Regions from separate parts of the Mus musculus genome. Here regions 2 and 3 are each linked to region 1. The links are chromatin loops, found by intact Hi-C in ENCODE. Cell type or tissue: heart. All regions are shown on one strand. Links, peaks and the distances in the headings refer to the core of each region. The heading gives the core; the rest is flanking DNA.

Region 1 (10,637 bases), core at 1,148-9,147:
TAGCTGTCCCCATTCTTCTTGTACAGGAAATAAATATTCACTTCTTATAGTCTCAATTCTCATGACTTTGATGATTCTGCATTATGTTGACATAGCTGTTACATCTCCATTTATTTTCTAGATGTGTGCAGTCTAACTCCCCATCCAGCCCACAACCATGTGCTTTCTCCCAATTCTGAGGCCTTGGTTTTTTGTTTTCTGACTTTCATTCAAAAGACATGTTTTACAATTTCAACTGGGACTCCCATTTGCTGTCTGTGAAATGCCATCTCTCTGTCATCTCACTCTCTCCTCTGAGGCACATCATTTGAACTGAGAAAGCGTCTCCCCTACAAAGTAACTCAGATGATTACTACAGCTCCTCCAAGCTTCAGAAGTCTATGAACTCTGTAACAGGCCTAGGTAATGAATTCTGCTTGCTTTTCCCTCAGGCTGATTCTTCCTCCTTTTTAAAATGGCAGAAAAGACTCACTTTTCTATTCCTGAAGAAGGAATCTGGATGTCTGAACTTTCACTATCATTTTCTTGAATTTATTCTCGAGCCCAGATTTCACTCTAAAGCTCCAGGTCTCTATTTCTCTTGGCTGCACATCATTAACTAACAGTGCTAACAGTCATAATACCAATGAAGATACTGACAAACCAAAGAAACCTTAGGTTTCAAACTTGTATGACTCATGGTCAAAAACACAGCTTTAGAGTAATGTGTGTATGACTACTGTTGAGACAGGGTCTCACTATCTAGCCTTGAATTTCCTAAATAGCTTAGGCTCCCTCAACTTCTTGATCCTCTTGCCTCAGCTTTCTAAAAGCTAGGATTATAAGCACATACCAGCATGTCAGGCTATACATGAATTTGAATCCTAGTTCTGTTGCTTTCTGGATGTGAAGTCCTGACCAAACTATATCATCTCCTGAGTCTCAGTTTTCTGATGTGTGGAGTCAGAGAAAAATAAATTAGCACTTACAACTCACATAACTGTTGTATATTTGCAAGGTATCTTAGCACAATGCCTGAGCCATGAGCATGCCCTATTCAGAGCAGGATTTATATAACCTCTTGGGGTGGTTCGACAGGAAAACTGAAGTACTGTTATGAGATAAAAGAGGATTGGATAATGGTCCTGACAGATGAGAACCCTAGACTCTTGGACCTTCTTGTATGCTGTCTACCACTGCCCAGAATGGCTTTCCTTCTCAGTTCTGCCAGCCAAAGACCAAGTTGCATCTTTCCTGCTCCAAGAATTCTTCTGTAATTTCTTCTAAAATCTTGTCCACAGGATCAAGTCACCTACTCAAAAATAAACATTTCTCTTTCTTAAAAAGAAAACAGAACAATAACAACAACAAAAAAACCCAAAAGCTTATTTTTGTCCCTTAGTGTCTAAAATTCCCTGTGCTTAATCCCTACTACCACAAAACAAAACAAACACCAAAAAACAAAAAACAAAAAACAGAAACAAAAAACCTACTCCCCAACACTCAACACCCAGCAGGGTCTCACTATGCAGTTCCTGGAACTGACTATGTGGACCAGTCCTTCTCAAACTCACAGAGATCTGCCTGCCTGCCAGCCTCCTGAAAGCTAGGATTAAAGGCATGCGCTATCATGCCTGGCCATATCTACCTTTTTAAACAAACAGAAAAACAAAACCTAAAAAAAAAACTAAAGAATTTTCTGACAAACTTCAATTATGTCCCGCTGTGAACAGTATGGGTGGTAAGTGCTGTTTCTTAAGGTGTAAATTCTTAGAAAGCAGCTGCTTTCTACCAAGATGCTGAACACTTAAAGAATAATCTGTGAGCCAACTCTGATACAATTTACTTGTTTTAAAAATTTATAGTATATACTCTTCGCAAAATACTTAAACTACTGTAAGTCTGAATTCAGGATGCAGAGATGGTTCAGTGGTTAAGCGTATATACACCGCTCTTGCAAGAGGACCAGCTGGCTCAGTCACCACTGAGCCCCTCTTCTGATCAGCCTCCTTAGCATCTGCATTCATATGCACATACCTACACTACAGACACACACACACACACACACACACACACACACACATTTGAAGAGTAACTAGATTCATCAGGTACCTGCAAAAAAAGAAGACTGAGTTTTGGAGTTATGTCAAATAGGCTCCAATCCTAAAGAACAACTTCTGCCTTTGGTTACAGGCCTTTGAGCACATTATTAAACATTTCTAAGCTTCCCTTTCACTATCTGCATCACGAAGGAAAATGATGCCTCATTACACACAGAGAAGCTGTTTGACAGAGTGGAGAGAGCTAGGTAAAAGTCTACCAGTAGTAGGAGTATCTTTGAGTTACTTTTCCTATGAAAGTGGGTTTAATCATATTTAATCCATATGTTATGTATATTTAACAAGGCAATATATCTTAAACATCTAAGGATGGAAAACAAATAGTGAACAGTCAATAAATGATGTCACTGGCATTAAATTGCCTTTTTAAAACTATTTTTGTTCTAATTACTAAGAGCTGTTGAAGTTAAAAATGAATCTGGCTTAACAGGTTAAAGAATACTTTGTGATCTTTTTAATCTCTCCTTTTCTAGTACACTTTTGACCAGATAAAGTGTCAAACAAGAACAACAACAACAAAACCTTTGATTTAATATAGTAACTAGAACATTAAAGTATGAGTAATAATATACATTAAAAAAAAAAAAAAAAAAAAAAGCTTGGGGCTGGAGAGATGGCTCAGCAGTTAAGAGCACTGACTGCTCTTCTAGGGGTCCTGAGTTCAATTTCCAGCAACCACATGGTGGCTCACAACCATCTGTAATGGGATCTGTAATGCCCTCTTCTGGTGTGTCTGAAGACAGCTACAAGGCACTCATATACATAAAATAAAACAAACAATAAGAAAACCTTTTCTTTAAATTAAATATTATTCTTAATAAATGTCTGGTTTTGTCAATAAAACGTTTTCTTTCTTGATGGCTCAAACTTTTGCTCCTAGAATTATTCAAGAACAGATGAGATAATAAGTTAGATAGACTCCTATAATCACCCTTTTCTTTACCTTCAGGCTTAGAGCAGCAATACTGAAATGACTCACCTCAATATGAAAACCGCCCTGCCAGACAGTCAGCCCTCCCGTGAGCAGAATCAAGAAGGCAGGGAGGGGTAGGAATGACAAGTTTACATGATGTCACCAATACACATAAAAAATTCAAGTAACTCTTCATGTTTACCTTAGCAAGTCTGACTTCAGTGCCAAGTGAAAAAAATTCAGATCATATTGAAAATAAAGGCTACCACTAATAAGCTTTAGTAAGCAGAGGAAAAGTTTCTTTGGAAATAATAGTTTCTAGGGATAATTTAATGTCTTTGTTTTATTTTTTAAAAAATAATATTTAGTGCAGTGGTGTGTGTGTGTGTGTGTGTATGTGTGCGCATGTGCGCGTGTGTGCGCAATGTAAGGCAGAAGACAAGTTGCAAGAGTCAGTTCTCTCCTTCCAGTATGTAGGTTCTTCGGATCAAACTTGGGTTGTCTGTCGGGTCTGGCAGCAGCATGTGCCTTTTTACCCACTGAGCAATCTTACCAGCTCTATTTATTTTTTCAACATTAGTGAAATATGTAATAATTACCAATCTTTGATGACTACACAAGCCTAAGAAAAAGTATTAACTCTCACATTTTAAAATCAAGCAGAATGAGGATGAAACAATGTATATGACATAAACACAAAACATTTAAACTACTTCTGAGGGGACCCCTCCCCTTATGTAAAACAAAAGGACTCAATTCTTAATCTACTCCCGGAGGAAGCTATATTTAAAACACAAGAGGAACACATTATATAGTATGTTGAATACCTCAGTTACCATACATTGTTTCCCACAACTAAGGAAACCAAATAATACTTAATCCCCATTCTCTTTCCTGTCTTAAACAATATAAGGCGCAGAAATGTTTTTAAAGGGAAAAGCAAATATAGATGTGGTAGACAATATCCTACTTCTTTTCATGTTTTCTTAGGCGGCGGTAAGAATGGAAGACGAAAGTCCTGAGCACCTAAAGATGGCCTATTTTTACAAGTACTTTTCGGTAAATCAGACGGAGGCGGAGAAATAAGCTGTTCCCAGTGTTAGAGTCCACATTACACACACATACTCGCACACACTAGGGAAAACGCCAGAGCGGACCTGGATCCTTTGACAATGCAGCACCCAGCGTCACCCATACTACGATGGAAGAACGTGCTTGCCACGCTCCAACTCTTAGCAAAGTCAATTCGGCATCCCAAATGCAAAGTGGTCTGCAGACACCGGGGCGAGGCAAAAAGTCTACGGGGCGGGCACTGATGCCGAGATTTCTGAGAGCGATTCAAGAAAGATCACCCGTCAACTGCCTCTCGCCGGCAGCGGAGATGCTGCTGCGCGCTGCCGCACCCCAGGCTCCGGGTCTGGCCAGGCCGGGAGGGTGCGCGGTACCGCCAGCGGTCCCCGTTACCCGGGGAGCCTCGGGCCGGTCGCCACACACCCCCTGCCCCCCACTCCACGGGTCCCGGGTAGCAGGGATGCCCGCGCCCCGCTCACCGGCCCGGGTGGTGTCCGTCAGGTCATGGTTGGCCGCTCCCCGGGGAAACTCCCTCAGTTTCCGGCCGCTCAGGCTCAGCACCCCGGTGACCGCCGCCTCTTCCAGGGCTCGGTCGACCGAGCGGCTCCAAGAGCCCGGGCCAGGACCAGGGCCCAACCCAGGGCTCGGCCCACAGGTCGCACCGGAGAGGTTTCCCCCGGACGCCACAGGGCCAGAGTACTCCGCAGCCGCTACCACAGCCACCAAGCCCGCGGCCGCCATTTCCCAGCCGACAACTCTCCGGCCCGGCTCTGCGCATGCGCCACGCGATCCGCTGGGTGGGCGGGGAAAGGGGCTCGCGGACCGGGGACAGCTCTCCCGGACGCGCTGGGCGCAACAAGCCGCCTGCCCCGCCCACAAGCAGGTTTTCCAGGGAAACCGAACCGACTTCGCAGAGCTGGAGCAGCCCGGTACCCTGGGCTCCCTAAAAGGCCACTACAAAAACCAAAACCCGTCCTTAACAGCGCTCCAACTCTCAGTGGTGGATTACATTAAACGGCAAAGATTCCTTAGCCCTGTTGCTGCCAGAAACTTGGGCACTTAGAGGGGACTCCCTGAGATAAGCCCAAAATTGTCTCTCAGCTTGTCACCATACCGCCAGATGATCTGAACTGGAATTTGTGGATATACTATTAGTTCTTGAACGGGAAAACAAACATACCGTGTGAGCAGATTCGGCTACAAAGTCCCTAATTCTTGTTGAAATTGTTATGTATTTTAGATTTGTTGTTGTTGTTTTGTTTGTTTGTTTTTTGTTTTTCGAGACAGGGTTTCTCTGTATAGCTCTGGCTGTCCTGGAACTCACTTTGTAGACCAGGCTGGCTTCGAACTCTTTTTATGAAAGAGCTCTTAATGAAACCAAACGTCTTAAATACTGTGGCTGTTTGCGCAGATTTTATCACTAGCTAGAGCAGAACGAATAATATTTACATCTAACATTGAAATCTGGCTATGTAATAAATGTTGGGATTAAATTTAGAACCGAAAGACCAAAACCGGAAACCATTCAAGTAATGAAAACTACCACTCACATTTAAATAAAACCCCACCCTCCCAGTCCTGCAGTCTCTTATTTTTCCAAATCTGTTTTAAATTCAAGCCATTCCTAATATGTGATGCAAATATCACTCACCAAATTTACTTTGCTGTACAGAATTCGAGGGCCTGTCAGATAAAGTCTCTTTTCTAAAGAATTAGCTAATTTTATTTTGGAACCCAAGGAGGCCAGTTACAATAAGAAAACAGCAATTGGGCTGAGTAGAGTGCACGGCAAAGCAGTCCCTCTAGAGCAAGAACGAGTGAGGTGGGTCGGGCAGTGGTGGCACACGCCTTTAATTCCAGCACATGGGAGGCAGAGGCAGGTGGATTTCTGAGTTCGAGGACAGCCTGGTCTACAGAGTGAGTTCCAGGACAGCCAGGGCTACACAGAGAAACCCTGTCTTGAAAACAAAACCCCACCCCACCCCCAAAAAAAAGAACGAGTGAGGTTTTTGAATAAAACCTGAAGTTACAAAATAGGATGACAGAGAGCAAAATTCCAAGTATGATTTTGATGCATGTGAGCACATTAAGACACAGATGAGAAAAATCTATCACAGAGCACAAAAGAAAATATGAGGTGTGAGAAGCTGCTCATCACTCAAAGCCCAACTTCAGGGAAGCCCCCAAAAAGCACTTTCCTGAGTTCAAGAAATTGTAAAAATGTTTCAGTAATAAAGTTGATTAGTAACAGTTGCTCCAAGACCTGCTCTATCAGCCCTTTTGTCTTGTTTTGTTTGAGATAAGAGTCCCAATGTTGCCCAAGCTGACTTTGACCTTCCAACCCCTGAGAACACAAAACAAGTAATAGTTGATGCCATGTCTGGCTCTCAGCAATTTGACATTCTAGTTTCTTTTGCAACAAGTCCCACAATAAATTATTAATGTCTACTAATGAGCCCCTTCATGGTAATGGGTAGTCTTTGTCAAGTAATGTATACCCAATATATGTATTTTCTGATCTTTCTGAACATTTCTAATTCTTTGAAAGATACTAAGCTAGCCAGGAGCATGTTGTAATCCTAGTACTTGAGAGGTTGAGGCAGGATGATACAGGCCAGCCTAGATACAAAGGGATACCTGTCTTTAAAAAAAAAAAAAAAAAAAAAAAAAAAAGATTAAGTTGGGCTGGCAAGATGGTCATGGGGGAAAAATCTTACCATACAAACTCAACAACCTAAGTTCAATCCACTGAGCCCGTGGTAAATGGGGAGAACTGACTACTCCCTACCCTCCGTGCCCACTCAAGACATTACACCCACAAGCACACTATATAATTTTACCTGAATTGCCAGATGTACCTTTTCAAAAGCACTAATGTCCTATTACTTTATATTTGCATCAATTCCCACAAGTTCTTAGCCATATGGCCTCTTTTCCTATTGACATGAACACTCCACTACAATCTCAGCATGGTATTCCTAGTCCTGAACTGTCCAGATGTGTAAACTGCAACTAGTCTGTTTGACTTGATTTGAAGCCATTAGTGAATTAAACTCGATGCTATACACACCTCTCATATCCCAGGGAGATATGGGAGGCCTGAGCATATGAACAAAAAGCAAGTGTGGGAATCAAGATAAGTAGATAGGTTATATATTAACAACAGAGAGAAAAGTAAGGGGGAAACTGGAGGTTTTCAGAACACGGGATGAAGTCTGTAGATATCTGAAGGCCAAAATAAGTTGATTAAGAGGTTTGTGGTGGGCTGGAGAGATGGTTCAGCGGTTAAGAGCACTAACTGCTCTTCCAGAGGTCCTGAGTTCAATTTCCAGCAACCACATGGCAGCTCACAGCCATCTGTAATAGAATCTGATTCCCTCTTCTGGTGTGCATGAAAACAGAGCACTCATGTACACTAAATAGTTTTTTAAAAGGGGGGAGCATGTGGATAGGGGTAGAAATGAAGATGCTACACATACTATTATGTGAGAAAATGCCTTTTAAAAATGGGGGGAGGACTGACTGGGAAGATGGCTCAGTGGGTAGAGTTCCTTGCTATATAAGCATGAAAACCTGAGTTCAAATCTCCAGCACTCAGCTAAGAAAGTCAGGTGTGGCCACATCTGTGCTGTAACTCTAAGGCTGTGGAGAGGGAACACAGGAGATCACTGAGGGCTGCTATCTGCCAGCCTGGCTCCAGGTTTTGAGAGAGACTCTTCAGAGAATGATGGAGCAGGACCCTTGGCATCTTCACCTGGCCTCTGAGCACACACAGGCATACACCATACACATATGAAAAGATGATTTTAAACTTATTTGAAGATGGGGAGTGTGCAGGAAACTAGAGCAAGTACAGGGAGCTAAGTCAGTCTCTGAGTGCTAGTGAGGTCCTGTCTCAACTAAGCAACTAATGAATGAAAGAATGAATGAAACTGGATATATGCCTGTGTTCCCAGCTACTCAAGGCAGGGCATTATTTGAGCAGAGGAATTTAAACCCTGTATCAGACAACAGTGAGCAATACAGTAAGATGTTATCCACATATATTATATATGTGTAAAACCATATGCATATACATACACTATATAAAATTAAATCTCTAGATAGGGCTAGATAAGTGGTTCAACAATTAAGAGCACTGGCTGTCCTGAGTTCAATTCCCAGCACTGGCAAGGTGGCCCACAACCATCTGTAATGAGATCTGATGCCTTCCTTTGTCATGCAGGTATTTACCCCTTCAGAGCACTCATACAATAAAATACATAAATGAAGTAGCAGTAAAATTCAATCTGAGCTGCCGTCGGCTCACTGGTTAGAACTTCTTGCACCCCCGTGGTGGTTCACAACTCTAGTTCCAGAGCTTGTGATGCCCTCTGTGACCCTGGCAAGCAGCAGGCACACATATGGTACATAACCTATTTACTCAGACAACATACACACTGGTCTAAAAAAAAGTTTTCAAAACCTGTCATAAAATGACAGATCGAGGAGAAATTCTTGAGATGTGTGAAGACTTGAGTTGGGTTTTCAACTATGAAATAAATGCAAAATGTGTAAAATTCTCACCTTCTTCCCTCCATCTTTTTTTAAGTCTGAGACAGTATTTGTGCAGCCCATACTATCTTCCTAGCTTGCCTTTCCTGCCTCTGCTTCCTGAGTGCTAAGATCACAGGAATGCACTCAAACCCAGCTCCTCGATCTTCATAAAGTCGGTACCATACTACAAGTTATCAGCAATGCAGTCATTGTGAAGGGTTCATAACTTTAGTGAAGAACTAAAGAGTACTAAAAGGTTACTGAGCACAAGGGACATAGAAAACCACCTTATTCAACTACTGTTCTGCAATAAGAGACTGAACAAAAGGGCAGTAGAGGCTCTTCAGTCTCAGGCATTGTCAGACTCCTCTTCTTCCTGTTTATTTTATAGGCAAAAACTTAACTAATTCAGTACCAAAGCAAGTTTCGCTTCAATGTGTGTGTGGGTGCACACATGGGCACATGTGGAAGTCAGAAGATAGAGTGCTTTCTGGAGTCTGTTCTTTGCTCCCATTGCATTGATTCAGGGGATCAAATTTTGGTCATCAGACTTGGTGGTAAGCACCTTTGTTCATTGAGTTAATAGATATTACTAGCCATACACGTATATGCACACTAGGTAAATAGCTCCCTATTCATCTTTAGTATTTCACACACACACACCACATAGTATATCTCATCTGAGAATATTTAGAAGTCTACAATTTCCAAGCAAATCTTTACATCTTTTAGTGGTCTACAGTATCCAAAACTCTTCTCATAAATGCTTGGTTGGGGTTTACTTACGTATCCACTTTGAAAAGTGTAGAAGGGGCTGGAGAGCTGGCTAAGAGTGCTCACTGCTCTTCAAGAGGAAACAGGTTCCATGGCCACCACTTACATCAAGCTGCTCACAGCACCTCTAACTCCAGGTCTAGGGGACTTAACACCCACATCTGACCTTCATGGGCACCAGCACACACAGTGACTATACATACATGCAGGTACACACACAAATATATAAACCAATCTTTGAAAAGTGATAAAACTAGGTATTGTGGCACATTCCTATAAACTCAGCAGTCTGAAAGCTGAAGCATAGCAATGTGACTCAGTCTGGAGAGGAAGGGGGACATCAGGGAGAGATGGAGAGAGAGGCAGGGGAGAGAGACTGATTGCACCACCACCACATGCCTGGCAGTGGTGGCACACGCCTTTAATCCCAAAGGCAGAGGCAGGCAGATTTCTGAGTTCGAGGCCAGCCTGGTCTACAGAGTGAGTTCCAGGACAGCCAGGGCTACACAGAGAAACCCTGTCTTGGGGGAGAAAAAAAAAAAAGGCACCACCAGCACCAGACCTGCCCCTAGCTCCAAAAAGAACCACCATCTTCATGGGAAGCTTAATCAATGTAAGAGGCCTTCTCTTCAGAAAGGAGGAAGCTCTTTTTTGCTTTAATATTGCTTGCATTTGGAATATATGGAATTCTTTGTATGACAAGTAAATTTTTTAATCTCTTCATACCCCCAAATTGCATATATTTTATGAATTACATTACAGGCAGTAACATTTAATATGCACCTCTAACAAAACTAAAATGTTGACAATTATACCCATGTTTCTTAAACATAAATGCTTTATAATTTGATTATAATTAATATAGTGAAAAGTGAGTGTATATTTAAAAATACACGACAGATTCGACCACCAGTCTTTCTCCTCTGTGTGTAAGTTTTTCGACATGGGGTCTGGAATTAGCAATCATCTTCCCGGTGTATACTGAAAACATTGGCCTTTTGTAATGAGTTTCAGTAACTTCCATATCAAAGTAATTAAATAGGAATTATTGGAAGAGTAGATTTACTGAGCACACCACAAATGCTGATATAGGGATATTACTAATTCTTAGACACCTGACACATTAAATACCACAAAACTACTGCCTATGTGTGAAGTCGTTTATTGTCCACTGAGAATTATAAGACATGAGGCTCAAAACATGACCCATGTTCCATGTACGTCTTAGAAAATGTCGGGTGTCA
Region 2 (10,637 bases), core at 1,558-9,557, 51 kb before region 1:
CAGTCAGTAATCAAGAAAATTCCCCACAGACTTGCCTACAGGCAAATTCTATTATGGCGGCATTATTTTCTCATTACAGTTCCCTGTTCCCAAATGACTTTATAGTTTGTGTCAAGTATGACAAAAACTAAGCAGCACACACTCATTGGTTTAATCCCCAGTACCACAAGTAAGTAAATAATCTCTTTCTACAGCTGCCGGAAAAAATATGTATGTTCCATATTTACCAAATGCTTCTTTGTAACACACACAAATACATCCTGGAAGTTAGGTAGACGCCTGCCATCATTGTTTTTACCCATAAACGGCAGCCTCCTTAACTGTCTCTAAAGGTCTCCAAATGCACAGGGAGCCTCTACAGCACGGTGCCGCCGCGGTGTAGAGCTCAGTGCGTTGTGATGAAGCCTCCTAGGCTTGCGGTTCAAGACAGCCTCCTTGTTACTGAAACTAAGTCTTAGCGTCTTCCTTGATAGATAGCGCCCACTGATATCGCAGAGCTGCGTGAACACAAACTGAGACATTAGCACCTACGGACTGGACAGAGCCGTGTACAAAGCATCAAGTAAGGGGTCATGGCGGTAAGGATTTGGTCTTAGGAGAGCACTGTCTGTTAAGTCACTACATCCGTTGTTTCAACTGAGCATGTGGATCAATCCTTTACTGAAGGTCACACAATGTTTTAGAATGTTAAGAATATTAAGTATGGGGGCTGTAGAGATGGCTCAGCGGATAAGAACACTAACTGCTCTTCAGAAGGTCCTGAGTTCAAATCCCAGCAAACACATGATGGCTCACTACCACCTGTAATGAGATCTGATGCCCTCTTTTGCTGCATCTGAAGACAACTACAGTGTATTTATTTATAATAATAAATAAATCTTTGGGTCAGAGAGAGCAGGGACTGAATGAGCGGGGTTGACCAGAGCAAGCAGAGGTCCTAAATACAATTCCCAACAACCACATGAAGACTCACAACCATCTGTACAGCTATAGTGTACTCATTGCTATACATAAAATAAATGAATAAATCTTTAAAAAAAAAAAAAAGAACATTAAGTATAGCTTCCACTTTGGGCCGGTGCCCTGAGCAGACCTTGAGTGAGAACTCCCCAATCAGTCCCACAACACCCAGAGGAAGATCCACTCAGGATCACAGGATCAGAGGTGCCCTGAGCAGACCTTGGGCACAAACTCTACAGCCAGTCCTACAACACTCAGAAAAAGCTCCACTCCCAGGCTCTCTAATATGTCCAGGTCCACAGGATCCCAGGAGCTTGGTCACACCAGGATCTCAGGGTCCCAGAGGCAGCTTGACTCCCAGGAGCTTGGACACACCCAGGACCTCAGGATTACAGGATCCCAGAATCAGAGGATCACAGAGACAGCTGAACTCTGAGAAGTTCTGACACAACCAGGATCACAGGAAGGACAGGCTCCAGTCAGATATATCGAGGGCAGGTTGCACTAGAGATAATCAGATGGTGGGAGGCAAGCATAAGAACATAAGCAACAGAAACCAAGGTAACTTGGTATCATCAGAACCCAGTACTCCCACCACAGCAAGTCCTGGTTACACCATCACACCAGAAAAGCAAGATTCGAATCTAAAATCACTTCTCATGATGGTGCTAGAGGACTTAAGAAGGACGTAAATAACTCCCTTAAAGAAATACAGACGCCTGGCGTGGTGGCGCACGCCTTTAATCCCAGCACTCGGGAGGCAGAGACAGGCAGATTTCTGAGTTCGAGGCCAGCCTGGTCTACATAGTGAGTTCCAGGACAGCCAGGGCTACACAGAGAAACCCTGTCACGAAAAAAACCAAAAAATAAAAAAAAAAAAAAAAAAATAAATAAATACACACACACACGTGTGTGTGCCTGGGGATACATAAAATCTTCTCTCAAAACAAAACACCTAGGGGGCTGGCGAGATGGCTCAGTGGTTAAGAGTGCCGCCTGTTCTTCCGAGGGTCCCGAGTTCAAATCCCAGCAACCACATGGTCCTCACAACCATCCGTAACGAAATCTGATGCCCTCTTCTGGAGTATCTGAGGACAGCTACAGTGTACTTACATATAATAAATAAATCTTAAAAAAAAAAAAACTTCAAAAGTTAAGCAAATACTTAGTATAATTTAAAAAAAAAAAAAAAGAAATACAGGAGAACACAGGTAAATGGCTAGAAGCATTTAAAGAGGAAACATAAAAATCCCTTAAATAATTACAGGAAAACACAATCAAACAGGTGAAGGAAATGAACAAAACCACCCAAGATCTAAAAATGGAAATAGAAACAATAAAGAAATCACAAAGGAAAGACAACCCTGGAGTTAGAAAACCTGGGAAAGAGATCAGGAGTCAGAGATGCAAGCATCGCCACCAGAATACAAGAGATAAGAGAGAGAATCTCAGGTGTAGAAGGTTCCATAGACAACATTGACACAACAGTCAAAGAAAAATGCAAAAAGCAAAAAGCTCCTAACCCAAAACATCCAGGAAATTAAAAACACAATGAGAAGACAAAGATTCCCAACTCAAAGGGCCAGTTAATATCTTCAACAAAATTATAGACGAAAACTTCCCTAACTTAAAGAAAGAGATGCCCATGAACAGACAAGAAGCCTACATAACTCCAAATAGACTGGAGCATCAAAGAATTTTCTCCTGTCACATAATAATCAAAACACCAAGTGCACTAAACAAAGAAAGAATATAAAAGCAGTAAGGGAAAAGGGTCAAATAACATATAAAGGTAGACCTATCAGAATTACACCGGACTTCTCACCAGAGACTATGAAAGCTAGAAGATCCTGGGCAGATATCATACAGACACTAAGAGAACATAAATGCCAGCCCAGGCTACTATATACCCAGTAAAACTCTCAATTACCATAGATGGAGAAACCAAGATATTCCATGACAAAACCAAATTTACATAATATCTTTCCATAAATCCAGCCCTACAAAGGATAACAGATGGAAAACACCAACAAAAGGTGGGAAACTACACCCTAGAAAAAGCTAGAAAGTAATCTTTCAACAAACCCAAAAGAAGATAGCCACACAAACATAATTCCACCTCTAACAACAAAAACAAGAGGAAGTAACACTCACTTTTCTTTAATATCTCTTAACATCAATGGACTCAATTCCCCCCAAAAGACATAGACTAACAGACTGGATACATAAACGGGACCCAGTATTTTGCTGCATACAGGAAACACACCTCAGTGACAAAGACAGACACTACCTCAGAGTAAAAGTCTGGAAAACAATTTTCCAAGCAAATGGTCCCAAGAAACATGCTGGAGTAGCAATTCTAATATCGAATAAAATCAACTTCCAACCAAAAGTTATCAAAAAGGATAAGGAAGGACACTTCATACTCATCAAAGGAAAAATCTACCAAGAAGAACTCTCAATTCTGAACATCTATGTTCCAAATGCAGGGGACCCACATTACTAAAGCTCAAAGTACAAATCACACCCCACATAATAATAGTGAGAGACTTTAACACCCCACTCTCAGCAATGGACAGATCATGGAAACAGAAACTAAACAGAAACACAGTGAAACTAACAGAAGTTATGAACCAAATGGATCTAATAGATATTTATAGAACATTTCATCCTAAAGCAAAAGAATATACCTTCTTCTCAGCACCTCACGGTACCTTCTCCAAAATTGACCACATAATTGGTCACAAAACAGGCCTCAACAAATACAAGAAGACTGAAATAATCCCATGCACTCTATCAGATCACCATGGACTAAGGCTGGTCTTAAATACTAACAAAAACAACGGAAAGCACACATACACATGGAAGCTCTACTCAATGACAACTGGTCAAGGAAGAAATAAAAAAAGAAATTAAAGGCTTTTTAGAATTTATTGAAAATGAAGACACATCATAGCAAAACTATGGGACACAATGAAAGCAGTGGTAGGAGGAAAACTCATAGCTCTAAGTGCCTCTAAAAAGAAACTGGAGAGAGCTTACACTACCAGTGTGACAGCACACCTGAAAGCTCTAGAACAAAAAGAAGCAAATACATCCAAGAGGAGTAGACCAGGAAATAATCAAACCAAATAGAAACAAAGAGAACTATACAAAGAATCAACAAAACCAGGAGCTGGTTCTGTGAGAAAATCAACAAGATAGATAAACCCTTAGCCAGACTGAGACCACATCCAAATTAACAAAATCAGAAATGAAAAGGGAGACATACCAACGAAGTATATCTTAAAATAACTATTCTGTTTGTTGAATTTCAACAGTTGAAAACATTAAAATCATGTTCTACAAAAAAAAAAAAGAAAGAAAAAAGGAATATTAAGTATGAATAAAGGACGGTCCCTTGCTTTTAAAAGATCAGGGTTTATTGAACAAAATTAATTCAGTGGGTGGAGTTAGAGAGGTAGGTCTTTCTGTTTTGATTCCAGAGGCTCATGCTGCAGTCTAGGGTTGACCTTGAACTCATGACCCTCCTGGGTGCTAAGATTATAAATACTCTATCAGTACGAGCTGGATGGATTTTTCTTACCAGTGGCTTAGTGTTTCCAGTGGCTTAGTGTTTCCTTAGTTTGGGTTTGTACTCACCTCAACAGAGATAAATATGTTTAGTCAATAACATAAAGTTGCTTAAAATTATCTTATCAAAAACCAGGCCTCAGCTAGGCAGTGGTAGGGCACACCCTTAATGCCAGCGCTCTGGAGGCAGAAGCAAGAGGATCTCTGAGTTTGATGCCAGCCTGGTTTACAGAGTGAGTTCCAGGACAGCAAGGGTCACACAGAGAAACCCTGTCTTGAGTCTCTATATCTCACTAATGACAACCACAGTGCCACTAAACAAAGCAAAGGTGATGAGTGCAACTCACCAAGTGAGATGGGAACACTTGTATCTGGAAATTAGTAAAAATTTGTAATTTTTATAAATTCATTTCTGGGAGTTTCTGTGGGTACTGGATTTTGTGGTAGTATTCTTTTTTTTTTTTTAATTAAACATAAATTTTTATTGGCACATACTATTTCACATATTGATGCACTTTATAAAGACATTTTCATACAATTAATTATATCATGTACTTTGGCCACTACCCCCATGCCTTTTAGTAGTTAAAGACAGGGTCTTGTTCGGTATCAGGCTCAGGATCCTTCTGCCTGTGTCCAAATGCAGGGATTAAGGTAAGTACTATATGCTAAACTTGTAGGTCATTTAAAAAAATTATACACAAACATTAAGATGGTTAAATCTGGCTAGGCAAGATGGTGCATACTGTTAATTCCAGCACTCAAGAGACAAATGCAGGTAGATTTGAATTTAAGGTTGGCTTGGTCTACATAGCAAGTTCCAGGCCAGCCACGGTTATATAGTGAGATGCTGTCTCAAAAAAACAAAATCAGGGGCTGGAGAGATGGATCAGCAGTTAAGAGCACTGACTACTCTTCTATAGGTCCTAAGTTTAATTCTCAGCAACCACACGGTGGCTCACAACCACCTGTATATGGGATCTGATGCCCTCTTCTGGTGTGTCTGTAGATAACTACACTGCACATACATAAAATAAATAAACCTTCAAAAAAAAAGCAAACAAATAAACAAAATAAGAAAACAGGATCAAAGATGTATAACTCTAAGAACTGAAATCTAAGCATGTGTTGTTTGTCCTGCATGTTCCAAGAGTTAAGGGACTCTGTAGGAGGCCTGGATTCTATCTAGCTCAATCGATCCTAGCCCGATTAACATGCCTAATACTTAACATAGATTTTTATGGTCACTTAAGGAACTTTCAGATTTAGGATATTTGATATCTAGAACTATAATGCTAGAGTAATACGCGATACAAAGATTATACTGAAAATGGAAGCTCAGAGAGATTAAACAGCTTAGTACCCTAAGAAGACAGAAACTCAAAACCAAGAGTCTCTGACTCCATGCCTACTCGTTGAATGAATAGTCAATAACTATAACACAATTTTATTAATCTGTTCCTCTGAAAGAAAAATAGGAAGATACAAGTCATTCCCTGGTACTTGAAAAGTGAAATGAAATATTACATATAAAGTCTCCCTTCAGTATTCACAAGGGACTAGTTCCAGGATTCTTCAGATACCCAAATCCAGGGAGACTGAAATGATGCCATGTAAGATATCAAAGCATTTCTACAAAGTCTATGGACATCATCTATGTATTTTTGTTGTTGCTGCTAAGAAAGGGTCTTATGTAGCCTAGGTTGGCCTTGAGCTCCCTGTGTTGCTGAGAATAATCTTCCCATGTGCTAGGATTACAAGAACGTACTACCCTACCCAGCAGGGTTTGTTTGAGAAAAGATTATCTATGTGTGTAAATTCCTGGGTTCAAGACATCCTCCTGCTTAAGCCTTCTGATGAGGTAAAGGGGATGAAATATAGACACATGTCACCAACACTGATGACTCTGCCTATGTACATTATCGTCTCTAAATCATTCATATTGCCTAATATAATATGCAGGGCATGGAATGACTTGCTATGCTGCATTGTTTAGCAAATAATGATGAGAAAAAAGTGTAAATGTTTATTTTAGCACAGGTGCATCTCCCCCCCCCCCCCCCGAATACTTTCCATCCATACTTGATTGACTCCATGGAAACAAAGGGTCAGCTATATAGACATATATGTAACAAATTAAAATTTCTAGTATGTCTGAAACAACAGTTTGCCTCTGAAAAAAAATAGAAAAATCTAGAAATCAGCCTAATTATTATGACTGACATAACCAGAGAGTATGACGGAGACTGCAACGCATCACTTCTATCACTTCTAACTCCTTTGGAGAGAAATAACATCTTTATGCTATTTAGGTTTGCCATTTACTTGGAAACCTGAAAGGACATTTTTTCCCATTAATTCAAGCCTTTATCTGTTAGCAAATATAGACTCAAGTCTTTTGCCATGTAATTTAACTAATATTTTATGTATTTAAAATATTGTACATACTACAGTATTTACAAAAATAAGTTAGAATTAAGGAACAGGTCACAGAGAAATAGGTCCTGCAAATAGTAACTTAGCTCTCAATCAAAGCGCATCATTCATTACTGTCTCTTCAGGCGGATCTTCAAACACACCCCTGCATCCACCATCACTAGCCAGCTCACACTCAAACCTCAACAGCAGCAGTAGCAATTCCATGCTCCTACTCTGCTATTTCAGGAGAGAGAAGCTTTCCTTCCAAGGACCACCAACTTCAACAGAAAATCAATTGTGTATATTCGAAAGAAAAGCCAACTTTGATTTGTTGTTAAGTCTTGTTAGAGTACCACATAAAATACCTTTAATGAAAACTTAAAATAGGAAAATCAAGGCTTTCATTCACACTTAACAAACATTTATTTCCATACCAAAAGCAATGAACTGAGTTAGGAGAAAAAGTTACCAGAGAGAGAAAACATGGTGAAATGAAAACTCTTTAGTATTCTTCACTGCCAGCATCCTCCTCCTCCAAGCGGCCTACGCATGGCACAAGACCGCACTCAACCTCTGCCAACTGCCCACAGCTCACCTGCCACACCCTTAGCATCCTTTCCCTGTGCCAGTCCTCCTAGAGATGAACACTGAACTGAGGGTGTTCTTGGAAGGTACGCTTAGTGTGACTGTCGGTCTCTCTGCTGCATTAGCCTATGTTTAAGCAACTAGGTTAGAGGTGTTGTTCAAATATCCTTCAGTGTCCAAGTCTTCAATCTAATAGTCAGACTAAGCACCCTGGAATGTCATTACAAAGATCTCCCTGATGATTTTACGTGGAGGAAAGCAGAAATCTTTTATTTTAATAATTTCTAATAAAGCCTTAAAGTTATATTAAATTGTCTTTTCTGAACATGAGACATATTTAATATACCATACCAATGCCTGGCTATATCTGCTTTTAGAAACCACACAGTCATTTGTTGATCTATTTTAGTCTAGAAAATTGCAAAGCAAGTTCATCTGAACTGTGGTCTCAGCAAAATCTGAGAGGCTCCAAACCAAGGCCTGGGAAGTTCTCTCCTGAGTGAAGTCAGGACCATCACAGCATCTTTACTGGGATAGCTATCTCAACTTCTGGAAGACTTTTCAATTGAATTTCTACACTTAAGACTGTTCCACACAGTTGGGAGTGCCAAGTAAACAGATAATCTTACTCAGCATGTGCTATGTCACTAAGGGAGTCGTAGACTAGAAGATCCTGAAGTACTGTCATCATGCAGCAAAGCCAACCCCTCTTCACTTATAAAGGGAGATGAAGCAAAGGTCCAGGTGACCTACTGTAAGTCAGAAATCTCTTCAGTGGCAGAGCTAAGGTTAGCGTTCAAGCCATTCAAACCACTCAACTTCAACTGGGGGCCTGCCAGGGATAGTGGCAATATTTGGCTCTCTGGAAACATTTCAGTGAGTTATTGGTTTCTAGGAGGTAGAGGTCAGGGTGCTACTAACTATCCACGAAATAGGGAACATCAGGGCCAGGATGCTGACCACACACAAACAGGAAAACAGCCTCTCCTGAGAAAGAGCTGCCTGGGCTACAATGTTAATAGTGAGCAGTTGCAAGAGACTGACTTTGACTACACTTGGTGGGATCTATATAACCAATTCATATTTGATATAAGCATTCTGAGGCCAGGCAATTTAAGAATAAAATTTATTTGATTTTTTTCCTGTGCTGTACTATGACACAAAAATAAAACATACTTACCAGGATCCAAATCCCAAGGGCCTCCGTTCATAATCTGGCAGATCTGGAGCAATCTTACAAGCTTGTATGTTCAGGTATTTAAATATGTGGATTTTGCCTTTTATACATATCTAAATAAAATGACAAATGCAGCCAAATTACTATTCATCCGAAATACAGGTGTTCTTTTGAAAAATATTGCTATTATCTTACGTGTATGGGTGTTTTGCTAGCATGCATGTCTGTGTACCATGTGCATGCCTGGTGCCCACAGAGGCCAGAAGAGAATATTAGATCCCCTTGAACTAGAGTTCCAAACAGTTGTAAGCAGCTCTTTGGATGCTGGGTCACTAGTGGGACTAGGTCCCCTGGAAAAACAGTCAGTGTTCTTAACTGATGAATCACCTCTCCAGCCCCCGAGATGTGTTCTCTCTCTCTCTCCCTCTCCCTCCCTCTCTATCATAGTTAGCTTTTGGAATAACATAACTTGGATTTTTAAGACATTTCTATTAAACACACACTGATTAGTTGTACACAGCCAGGACTTTAAAGATTTCTCTCTAGGTATTAATCATGTACAATTACATTTTACATGCTGATCTCTGTAGGAAAGAACTAGCAATGATAAAATGGTGAAATTTAAATATATACAATTTTTGATGTATCCTGTCTCATGAGTCAAACAAATTCTTTAGGCTGATGAAATGCTTTATAATTTTGCAACTAAAATGTGTATGTGTTAAAAGCTTAGTTGTCAGCCGTCTTCTAAGCAGTGACTGGCTCAAGTGGGCTCAAATGTAATCAATGAATGATGCAGGATGACTTACTTCATGGCTGTATGTTCCGTCAGGATCCTGCGCTTGGCTGCAGGAAGACAGCACTGGGCAGCCTCTGAAGGGGGTATCTAGTCCCTGAAGCTCTCATGCCTATCTCTGTTCTGTGGCTGCTGTGAGGTGAGCTGCCTCCTCTAACATATGCTCTTGTTGCCATGGTACCATGGCTCTCCACTGGTCCTTAGCAATGGAGCCCAATGGCTGAAACCTCTGAAACCAGGAGCCTTACTTACTTCTTTGAACTTACTTTCTCTCAAGTATTTAGTCATTGATTAACAACTGACTAATACGAAACCTTTGTGTAGCTATGAAGTACTTTTACAGACTTGATAATGACCATCATAAGCCTACACAGTGAGGGTTCCCTGGAACCCATATAAAGGCAGAGAACCTCTGAATTCCACATGTCAGAGCACATGTGCACAAATTTGATGGAAAAAATAACTTTTAAGAATGTTCAAAGTGAAAGTTATGGGACTGGCAAATATTTTATGGCTTACAGGATCTAATCTGCCTCAGAGTTACTAGTTTTATTTCAGTTACTCACAGACAAGTGAGCCACCTGGTTAACTGGGGACTCAGCACTACAGGAAAGAGGGAGCACAGAAACCAGGGCAACACGAATGCATGGATAACTTTCAGTTGGGAAGGCTGTGGTCTATGCCATTTATGTTCCCCAATTCAAGCTTTAATAGGAGAAAAATACAAAAAAATGAACTCAAATCTTATTAGAAAACTAGCTTCTTTATTGTTGTTGTTTTGCTTTTGTTATTGTTGTTTTCCAAGCCAGAGTTTCTGTACAGCCCTGGTTGTCCTGGAACTAGAAATCTACTTGCTCTGCCTCCAAGCGCCACCACCACCTGGCCAGAAAACAAACTTTTGAGAAATTCAACTTAAAGTGCTTAAGGACTGGGGAGAAAGAGAAATCACAGTCAGCGAAGTGGCTGGCTTGTGCGAGCACGAGGACCTGTGCTTGGGTCTTTGGGACCCACAGATACGCAGCAGACACTGGGGAGGTAGACTCGGGAGGATCTCAGGCTTGCTGGCTGCTCAGGCTAGCTGAGTCGCCGAACTCTAAGTTCAGTGAGAGATCAGTGAGAGTGCAGTGG
Region 3 (10,637 bases), core at 1,549-9,548, 75 kb before region 1:
TAACACACACTTCCATGACTTTAGGTGTGTTCCATGTGACTCGAGGCCACCTTGCCTGCTGTTATACCAATCTACTGAAAATTGAAGGCCCCCTTGCAGAACCCCTGGACTCCCCCCAGCATTTTCAGATTCATTAATGCAACAAGAGATACCTTGAGAGGTGTGAAGGCAGAAGAATGAGGCCGGGTAGCCACGCAGCTCACTCCATCCAACCCTGACAGTGACTACATTTCAAACAAGGAGAGAGGAAACAAAGGGCAGCACTTGAATTAGCCAATGGGAGGCAGGCAGAGCTAAGCAGTAAAACAAAACAAAACAAAACAAAACAACCAAAAAAAAAAAAAAACGGGCAGAGGGAGGGTCATCAACAAACTTAGGAAGTTTACTAAGATACTAACAGGGCTGGGGGGGAAGAGACAGGGACCACCTGCATCATGCAGTCACTGACACCACAGGACCTTTCCACCAATATTATTCAGAATACTCTTAAGCCTCAGGCCACACTACTCTAGAGGCAGAGGCACTATTCTAGTTCTATAGCTGCTAATGAGACAACAGAAAATAAATGACAAGTGGATGTCTCAGAACTCACATTTCCCCCCATATACAGTCATCTTGTAATAAAAAGAGGTATTTCTTAATAAGAATGATTTCAGATGGAAATGAAACTTAAGACATCCATGACTTTAGCAAAATAGCTTTGAAACGAATTTGCCTTCTATTGTTCTGTGAAAAGGGAAATAGATAGAGTCAGAGGATTCATCTTTAACCAAGCATGGCTGGCATAAGCCAAAATATTTTTCAATGTTAATCCAAGTTATATTGGGAGGGGTCGGTCATGAGGATTCAGCTTAACACTATAGAGATGACCCAGCATTTCGCAATAAAATTCCAAATGACCAGAATTTCAAAGAGGGTATTTTACTTTTATTTGATTCATTTATCTTAAGCCAACCCTTCATGTGTATGATGCGTATGTGTGGGAACATTTGTGTATGGAGGAGTGTGGGTGCAATAGTACAGATGCATGGATGGAGTCAGAGGACAGCCTTAGCTGTGGTCCTCAGTTCCACCTTGTTTAGACAGGGTCTCTGTCCTCAGCTGCTGTAGACTTGAGTTACAAAGAGCTTGTCCATATCACTCTCACTATAGGAACACAGATGCACTACTGTTTCCGGCATTACGTAGGTTCTAGGGATTCAAATTCAGGTCCTTACTCTTGCATAGCAGATGCTTTATTCACTGAGTTTTTCAAGTAGGCTAGGCTAGATAGCCAGCTATACACAGCCCCCAGTACTAGAATTACAAGCCTGTGCCACCATAGCTGACTTTTTAAAGTGGGTGCTGGAATCAGAGACAGGTCTTTAATCATGGAAAGCATGATTATGACACATCTCTTCATGATCACCGTGCCTCCCCCACTCTCTTTCTCTATAATGACTTATGGGTGTTTTGTCTCAATGTATGTGTGTCTTCCATATGCACCATGTATGTGCCTGCTGCCTGCTGCCTGCTGGAGGGGTCAGGGGAAGGCGTCACACGCCCTGGCAGTAGTCACATATAGGTGTGAGCCACCACGTGGGTGCTGGGTACGAATCCAAGTCTTCTGCAAGAGCAGTAAGTGCTCCCCTGCTGAGTCATTTCTCAGCCCCAGAAAAGCCATTTTCAAGATGTGATGCATAAGCAGATCCTTGATGAACGGCCACAAACCAGTCCAGGAGCAGAGCAGTCCATGCAGAGAATAGCATTTACAGAGCTCTGAGGACAGGGATGTTCAGATTTGAAAAGCCAAAAAAGAAAAAAGAAAAAACAGTGAGCCTAGAGATAAGGATGGAGGTAGAGCAGTCAGAGCACACGAAGGCTTCGGTCAGGATCTATTTTAAAAATTTAGATTTTAAGGGCAGCATGAAATAAGCCCTTTGAAGAACAGTTCTGAGATCAGAGACATGATTTAAAACATGACTTAAAAATTTAAGTTTTTTTCTTCACCTCAATCCCCAGATAGAGTGGGTGACCTTGAATTCCGAATTCTCCTAACTCTACTGCCCAGAGTTTGTAGAGTGTTGGCTGGATATTCCTTATCATACAAAGAAATGTGGATTCTGCTTTAATTTTGCTATTTATTTGGGTGTTTGGGCCTTGCTACATAGTCTAAGCTTGCCTTCAACTAGGTTTTGTAGTGCAGGATGGCCTTGAACTTGAGGCAACCTCTTGCTCATGCTCACCTCCTCAGTGCTGGGATACAGGAGCGCATTACAACACCCAAAGATTTGATTTTCAAGGCCACCTAATTCAGGAAACCAGGCCTGAGCACCAACAGCCAAAATAAAAGATTTCGTGTTTTTGACAACTGCTACTTCAGATTTTATGCTAAGGGTATTTTGCTATTGTTGTTTTTCCAAATGCTACTTTTCTTTGACAAAAACTTCTAGACACTTATTCTATGTGTTATTAAATTTCATCTTTGGTTTCCTATCATCCCTTCAGTTTTAGCATGGCAGGCAATCCAGCATGGGTATTTACTACAGGCCTTGAATTAGATTCAAAGACAGACCAGGACTTACCAGCTTATGACCTTTGACAAGCCACATATGGGTAAGACACCTGCCTCACTAAACCATAGTTTTTAAGATTGCTGTGAGAACTGAGCAAGATAACCAACCGGCATCAGAAACCATGGCATTTCCTACATAAATGAAGCTTTCACTCCTCGTGGCAGTGAAATTCTGCTAATACCTCAGAGGCTGGTCCTCATGGTCACTTTAAGACTGCCCAGTTAATATGTGCTTTGTCCATCTTAGTGGGAAGGAAGGCAGTAGAATGCACAGAATCCTGAGCCCAGTGCAGGTTATATTGTAGGAGCCTCTAAAGCACTGTTGCTCTCAGCACATGTGAAGGCAGTGTCTAACACTTAAGGCAGAAGTGACTACCGACAACACTTTTGCATAAAAAAAAAAAAAAAAAAAGAAAGTAGCATAAAACATGATGGGAAAAGTAATTTTATAAATGGTTGAATTCTCTTCCAAGAATGATTAAATTTAAATAAAGCCCTTCATGGTCTTTGGGTTCCCAACTGTCAGGAGGCAGCACTGCAGGCCATGATCTTCTGAGGTAAAGGTGACCATGGAAGAACTTCAACTGTGAGAACCTGAACTTCACTTTTGTAAGTGAAGTCTTTGTCACTACTTCTGCAACCAGTGGCAGCATGCATGTGTGACAAGCCAGTGTCTGTGTGTGACGCAGCTTGTATTTGCAAGGGGTGGGAGAACATTCTGTAAAAATGAAAACAACAGAAACCAAATACATGATAAAATAGGTTGTCACATATAATTAGTGTCATGGAGTGTGGGACTCCATTTAACATACAGGAGTGACTCATGAGCCAAATTAATGATTAACTGAAAATTAGAAAAGACATTTAAAAAACTAATTATTACATATATCTCATCACAGATAAGGCCAGAAGGGTTCTCAATGCATTAGACAGATGTAAGAGTCAAACTCTAGAAGCCTGCCTAGATTGTAGTTACAGAGAGAGCGGTCTGGTTATTTATAGAGAATTTAGTTATGGTGCCTGCCCATCTTGTTTTATGGTATTTACATCAATTCTGAGTAAAGCACAACAGTTACTCTACAAACATGTAAACTCTATTCTGCATTCTCTTACCACTAGCAAGGCACTGTCATCAGTGTGCTGGGACCTTCTGGATGGGAAGGAACACTAGGAAGGTGAAGAAAATAAGCAATGTCAAAAAGAAGCAGTGTACACAAGTGACGCACTCCACGGGACACACACAGGAGAGCATCGCATGAAGGACACACCCCAGGATGCTGACACACAGGACCACATGCACCCATCAGTCAGACGGGTGGTTCTGAGTACTGACTTCCTCCTATGTACCTTCTAAAGCTCAGGCTCAGAGGAGAAAGCGCTGAGAGGTGCTGATGCAGCTGTAGCATCAATAACCTGTGCTCATTGTGTAGACCAATGACAAAAGTCAACCTGAGAGGAATGAAGTCTGGTGGAGCCATCTTTTCACTGCCTTTCTCAGAGTCTGTTAGCATATAGCACTTGGGAATTGGGTGGAGGAGGGGCAGGATATATATATCACCTTATATAGCACACTTGAGTTCTGGATGAGCTCAAACATGAAACAACATCTCAAAAAAATGTTGGAGTTAAGAAAAATACATAAATCTCATCAAGCTTTGGTTGTTAAAAATTGCATAGTTATCACTGTGAAGAAAGACAAGTGAGAATGCAGGAGGGATGCTTCAGGGCGCGTGCCCTCATACTCAGTACTTACACACAAGCAACTCACCAGGGCTAAAAGAAGCTGTGCTGCAGAAACGTGATTCAGATCCATCCATCCATCCATCCATCCATCCATCCATCCACCCACCCACCCACCCACCCATTCATTGTGTGTGCATGTGTGTGTGTGTGCAGAGGACAACTTGTGGGAGTCATCTTCCACCAAGTGGAGTCTGAAGAATTAAACTCAAATTGGTCATCAGGTTTGGCAGAAAAAGCCAGGACACGATGATCCATCTTGCCCCAGTTACATTAAGCTTTCAAATAATGTACTTAAATAGTCAAATAAAGCAATAATCAAAAATTGAGATTACAGGTAGTGAAAGTAAGAAAAACTGGTCAATATGAAAGTCAACTACACTAAAATAACATTCATTTAGTAATTTTCATTTTAGCAGACTAAAATAGGCACATAAAGGTTAAACAGTTATGCCAGGCAGTGGTGGCGCGCAAATTTAATCCCAGCACTCAGGAGGCAGAGGCAGGTGGATTTCTGAGTTCGAGGCCAGCCTGGTCTACAAAGTGAATTCCAGGACAGCCAGGGCTACACAGAGAAACCCTGTCTCAAACAAAACAAAACAAAACAAAACAAAACAAAACAAAACAAAACAATTAAACAGTTTAAGCAATTAATTGTAATATTTATTTGTAATGACACTGTACCGACTGATCTAGAACTAACATACATGAGTTGTAACAAGGAAATCATCACCGAGGCTGATAGGCTACAGTTTCTCTGGTTGAGCACCAAAACCATCTACCATCTAAGGATGACTCAAGCTGCAGACCAGGGAGGGGATGGAATAATCTCTAGATTATGCACAAGCTTAACCTATATATTCTCATAACCTCCGTCCTTATTATCCTGTACCTTATTTTCCTTCATATGTAGAATTTAATGGGGTGAGGTAGAGAATTTTAGGGAGCAGGTTGGTTTGAGATGGGGGGGGGTCCTCTCTATATAGCTCAGGCTATCCCAGAATTCACTATGTAGCTTAGGTTGGCCTTGAACTCTTTAGCCTATTGCCTTCCAAGTGATGGGATAATGGGCATATGTCCACTACGCCAGCCAAAAATCAGGTTTTGATCATTTAAACATTTGATCACTGAAAACATGATAACCACATGGCAGACATTTTATTTCCATTGCAAAATAACAAGTCCCAAGAAAAAGTAATTAATGACATACCTCGCCATTCCCAGGGGGCTGCTGTCTCTGTGGGTTGTGTGATGCTTTCTGCTAGACTCCCAAAAAGAGGAAGGAAATTAGAACCTCAACACTGGAACTTACACACTCCATTTCATTAAATGGATCACATCAATGTATTTTCTATATTTACTAGTTAAGGAGATTATGCTCTTGCCTTAAACATCTTAGCTTAAATGAAGAACTGCAACGAGCTATACTATCATACTTCTATGAGCATTAATAGAAAACATTAAAACCTACACATACACCTTGAGAATACCACGTGACTACCCTCTCAGGAACTCATTCAGACCATTGTCACATCACATTCAATATTCAAAAGCAAATTTGTAATTTCTTTTTTTTCTTTTCTTTGGTTTTTCAAGACAGGGTTTCTCTCTGTAGCCCTGATGGTCCTAGAACCATGTTGGCCTCAAACTCAAAAGATTTGTCTGCCCCTGTCTTCTGAGTGCTAGGATTAAAGACATGCACTACCACCTGGTTATAATTTCTTAATTACAAGCCATTTCCCCCAATTTATTAATTCTGTTATTCTGACAAATAAACGTTTGTACACAACTAGTATTTTGAAATTTCTTTACTTTTGTTGGGGGTGGGAGGCTCCCAAGTGCTGGGAATAGAGGCATGTGCCACCATGCCTGGTTTTTCTTTTTCTTTTTTGAGACAGTATCTCAGGTAGCATGGATGACCTCGAGCTTCTGACTCCTGCCTCCATCTCCCAGTGCTAGGACACTTGGTTTAAGCAGTGCTAGGGTGGAATCTAGGGCTCATGCTTGCTAGGGGAGCACTGTCTACTTCCCTAGCCCAGCTACATATCCAGGGCCCGCACTGTTATCTTACACACATGATCTCAAGTGATTTTTCTCATTCTATAAGAGAAACAAATACCACAAGCAGAGAAAACTGGGAGTCCAGGATATGAGACATTAAACGGTAAGAAACGTAGCTGAGATTTACACTGTCCTCTGACTTTGGCTCCTCATTGCTTTCACAGACCTAAACTGGACTCTCATTAAAACCTTGCTTTGGGTTCATCTATTTATTTCTTTTACTTTGTTTTTAAATTTCTCTTCAATGATTTATTCACTGCTCAGTACCCATTAATTTAGAAATTTCCCCATATACTTAGATTACAAATGGCATAGCACCTGCCATGGTAATATTACAATTATTGATTGATATGTTTAGTATCATACACAACGGGGGGGTGGGGGGGGGAGACAGCTCAATACAGCACACAGTAACACATGTAGACACAAACTCAGATGCTTCTGAGTCTCCTTGGCATCACTGCCAACTAAACTTAGAGGTCCTGCCTCCACTTTTGTACCAGTCTAATTACTGTGATTCTATCTATTCCACTTTCCCCTCTTGCTTCTTTCCAGACTGCTCTACAATGCATAGATGGGTTTTCAGTAGGATCTTTCTTCCCATGGTTTTCTCCTAGCTTATGCCAACTTCAATTCAAACTCCCTTTAATTAATGCAATAATAACAGAAAGTCTTGGCAAAATGAATAAACATTTCTTCTCCTAACTTCAAGAGTATCCATCAATGATGGTAAAGGATTTACTTTGACAAAGTCTAGGACAGCATCTCTCTGAATCTGCTTGGTCCTTATTTTCTCCTCCTCGTACTGCAGGGCAGCAAGCTGTGCCTCTCTCCGAGTGCACTCAATAGACTGCTCTCTCCTCTGATGAAGCTCCAAGTCTGAATGTGAAAGCTGCAAGAGAGGTCTCATTTTAGACATGTAAGGGGGACAAGGGATGTCATGTCAGTAACCCGCATCAACATAAAGAACACTGCTACCTCAAGTCTACTCTGCAGTGGTAACACTCTACTGTTAACCTTTCTCCCTCACGATGTTCTTGCATGTACAAAAGCAGGGTCTATCATGAACACAAGCTTTAGGAACTGAGAAGACAAATCCCAAGATTTATAGATATCTGACAATTAATGCCAGTTCAAGTATTATAAAAGAAAGCCTGGCTGACAAGAAAGTTCAGCCAGTAAAGGTGCTTGCTACCCAAACCCAATACCTGAGTTCAATCCCAGGAACCCACACAGTGGAAGAGGAGAACCAACTCCTTCAAGTTGTCCTCTTACCTCTAACATGCATGCTGTGGAGTATGCATGTATACACACACAGCCAAAAAGAATTAAAAAAAAAAAAAGCCATCCTAGCTTAGCAAAATCAACATTGAAAGAACAAAGGTAAATTTAATAACTAAATTGGGTGGTGGTGGTGCACACCTTTAATCTCAGCACTTGGGAGGCAGAGGGCTGGTTTACAAAGCAAGTTCCAGGACAGTCAGGGCTACACAGAGAAATTGTCTCCAACCCCTCAACCCACCAAACACCTCAAAACAAACAAACAAACAAACAAATACCAAAAAACCCGAATGAAAAAACAAAAACAAAAACCCAACCTTACCTGATTGTGACTTGGTGGCATTGATAACACCAAAGATGGCTCAACTGGAACCCTGGCCCCACAAAGAAAAGTAAGAACTCAGTGACAAGGTAAGGAGGGATAAGGAAAATACGTAAAATTTCCATTTTTAACAGAAGTTTCTGTCATAAAGGGAAGCTGTTAGGTCTACATTGAAAGAGGAATTGCATTTTGTAAATATAAGCCCTAGAACTTACATTAAATCCCAGGCCTACCTGAGTCCCCAGCTCGCATGTCATGTGATGGGTCACTGATGGCTAGTTAACAACTGCATGGAAGCACTACTGAGGACAGCTGGCTGAGAGCATTTCCGATATCACGTCTCTTTACGACCTGCATAGCCATGACCCACATCCGTACCATGACCAAAGCAGGAGACTAAACTGAGATCCTCTGACAGACACAGCCATTTTACTCAGCAGGAACCTGGGCTGCGGCAAACCTAGGCAAACCTGGGCACTGCGCTCGTAAGTAACAGAGTAACGCACCTATTGATTTTTGTTCTACAGGTAGAGGTAAGGCACTGCATAATGCTTAACAGACCCAAGCCAGCACCACTACTCTCAGTTTTACAGTTTGCTATTTATCTTCTGCCTCAAGCAAGGAGACATGTTTCAAGACTCTGTAAGTCATGTGTGTCTGTAACTAAAGATGCCTCACAGCCAGGCGTGGTGGCACACGTCTTTAATCCAGCACTTGGGAGGTAGAAGCAGGTGGATTTCTGAGTTCGAGGCCAGCCTGGTCTACAGAGTGAGCTCCAGGACAGCCAGGGCTACACAGAGAAACCCTGTCTCGAAAAACCAAAAAGATGCCTCACTGAAATCAGGATGCTAGTAGGAAAATAGAAGTAAACTTTCAAGCTCTTATACTCTCAACACCTAATACTATAACACCAAGTAGTTTTTTCTTTCTAGTACTAGAAGTCAAACTCAGAGGCTCAAAGTCTTTAAAACTTGGCATTTCGGACTACTTCCCCCTGAATGTGTCTGTCTTTTCTCTGGTAGGACACATACTATCAAATGCTAAGGGCACACATTTCAAGTCTTTGCTGAAGTCTCTGTGTCAGCTGGTGTTTATGTCAACTTCACACAGGTAGAGTCACTTGGGAAGAAGCCTGAACTGGCTTGAACTGGTTGGGAGGAACGCCCACACCAGATTTGCCTACAGGTACCTACCCTCACATGGCATTTTCTGAGTGTTTGGAGTGGGAGTGCTCAGCCCACTGTGGGTGCTGCCACTTCTGGGCAGGTGTTTCTGGAGTACAGACGAAAGCAGCCTGAGCCACTCCTCCATGGCCTATGTTCCAGTCCCTACTTCCAGGTCCCTGCCTGATTTCCTGCCCTGGTTTATTACCTCAGTGACAGATTTAAAAACTAAGGTTAAATAATTCCTTTCCTCCTCAAGTTGCTGGTGACGGTGGTGTTTTATTTACCACAGCAACAGAAACCTTAACTAAAACAGACTTCATTTTATGGAAAACATCTCAAAAAAGGTTTGGTTTCTTCTTAAATATTATTTTTATTCAAAATTGGGATTTTCTCTTAAACATTCGATTTTATGAACGTGTGTGCACCCCTGTATGGAAATCAGAGGACAGCTTGTAGGGCTAAGTTCTCTTCTCCATCATGTGGCTTGCAAGAACTGATCTGAAGTTGTCAGGTACGGTGGCAAGTGCATTTACCTGCTGAGCCATCTTGTCAGCCCGGAACCTCTCCCTTTGATACACTTGTGAAATCAAGGTTTTTCATTTATAAAACAAAGCTCATGTCATTTTTTTTTTTTTTTTTTTGAGAACACCCTCTGGGACAAGCAGAAACAAACACTGATTGAGTTCTTACCATGTGCTAGTTCACACCCACTGACTGTACTATGCATCTCCCACACTGTGAAGGCGCCTCACAACAACCTACCAATGAAGAGGCCCTACAGTCCTCAGTTGAGGAGTACGAGATAGAAACAAAGTTACTTTCCAAAGGTGACATAGTTAATAAATTGTAGAGTTAGGTGTGAATCTTGTTGGATTTTATGTTCTCAACTACCATGCAATCTATGAGAACTGAAGGGACTTCAGGTACCGTGCTGGTGCTGCATAAGCCACTACTTTTTTGTTTTGTTTTTTGTTTTTTTTTTTTCCGAGACAGGGTTTCTCTGATTAGCTCTAGCTATCCTGGAACTCACTCTGTAGACCAGGCTGGCCTCGAACTCAGAAATCCGCCTGCCTCTGTCTCCCAAGTGCTGGGATTAAAGGAGTGTGCCACCACGCTTGGCATAAGCCACTACTTTTACAACTTCGAAAAATGAGCCCTTTGCGTCTGGATGGTAGCTGCACGTGCTGAGCCTGCACTAGAACCCACTTTCCTGGTGAGCAGTTGGAGCTCTTCCTACTCTGTCATGGCCACTCAGCAGACACGCAGAGAGGGGAGGTACTCTGGGGCTAGAAGGGGAGCAGCACACACCCCGATGAAGCACGCACCTGCGATGTCAACAACTGAGCTGTGAGAAGTTAAGGATGGAGACTGAAGGAAGGAAGCACGGTGTGTGTGAGAGCCAGTGTAGGTGACCGCGTGGTGCTCGTGGGCCACCGCAGCCCTGTCCCTCCTTCATGCCCATGAGCTTTTGACTTAGGGCTGCCTCTCAGCAACAGCATCACCCACATTCACG

What was found. A loop is a pair of places that touch in the nucleus more often than their neighbours do. Peaks named below come from ENCODE experiments on the same cell type or tissue, not always from the same donor. Only the 100,000 strongest peaks of a DNase experiment are listed, where the experiment ranks them.
Region 2: it touches region 1 in a loop (2.1-fold over the local background); 7 of 42 quality-filtered maps call a loop at or near these places.
Region 3: a loop joins it to region 1, with 2.1 times the contacts of the local background. A loop is called at or near these places in 6 of 42 quality-filtered maps.

Annotation. Positions count from the first base shown.
Region 1 is chr16:32,908,329-32,918,965 of GRCm38, reverse strand. Lrch3 (leucine-rich repeats and calponin homology (CH) domain containing 3) reads right to left here and starts at 4,866. Exons shown (of 21, transcript NM_001081255.1): 1 at 4,563-4,866. The coding sequence starts at 4,824. Fyttd1 (forty-two-three domain containing 1) reads right to left here. Exons shown (of 9, transcript NM_027226.4): 9 at 10,003-10,637. In heart, for the core only: CTCF peaks have their summits at 2,849 (motif pointing left) and 5,073; a DNase peak (open chromatin) is centred at 4,865; H3K4me3 peaks cover 2,118 bases; H3K27ac peaks cover 1,539 bases.
Region 2 is chr16:32,959,824-32,970,460 of GRCm38, reverse strand. Lrch3 (leucine-rich repeats and calponin homology (CH) domain containing 3) reads right to left here. Exons shown (of 21, transcript NM_001081255.1): 6 at 8,717-8,826. Among named protein-coding and RNA genes, the nearest start is that of Lrch3, 51 kb to the right of the region's middle. In heart, for the core only: a CTCF peak has its summit at 5,523 (motif pointing left); no DNase peak of the experiment used is centred there.
Region 3 is chr16:32,983,349-32,993,985 of GRCm38, reverse strand. Lrch3 (leucine-rich repeats and calponin homology (CH) domain containing 3) reads right to left here. Exons shown (of 21, transcript NM_001081255.1): 11 at 7,959-8,010; 12 at 7,098-7,247; 13 at 5,505-5,555; 14 at 3,668-3,721; 15 at 153-224. Among named protein-coding and RNA genes, the nearest start is that of Iqcg, 68 kb to the left of the region's middle. In heart, for the core only: no CTCF peak of the experiment used is centred there; no DNase peak of the experiment used is centred there.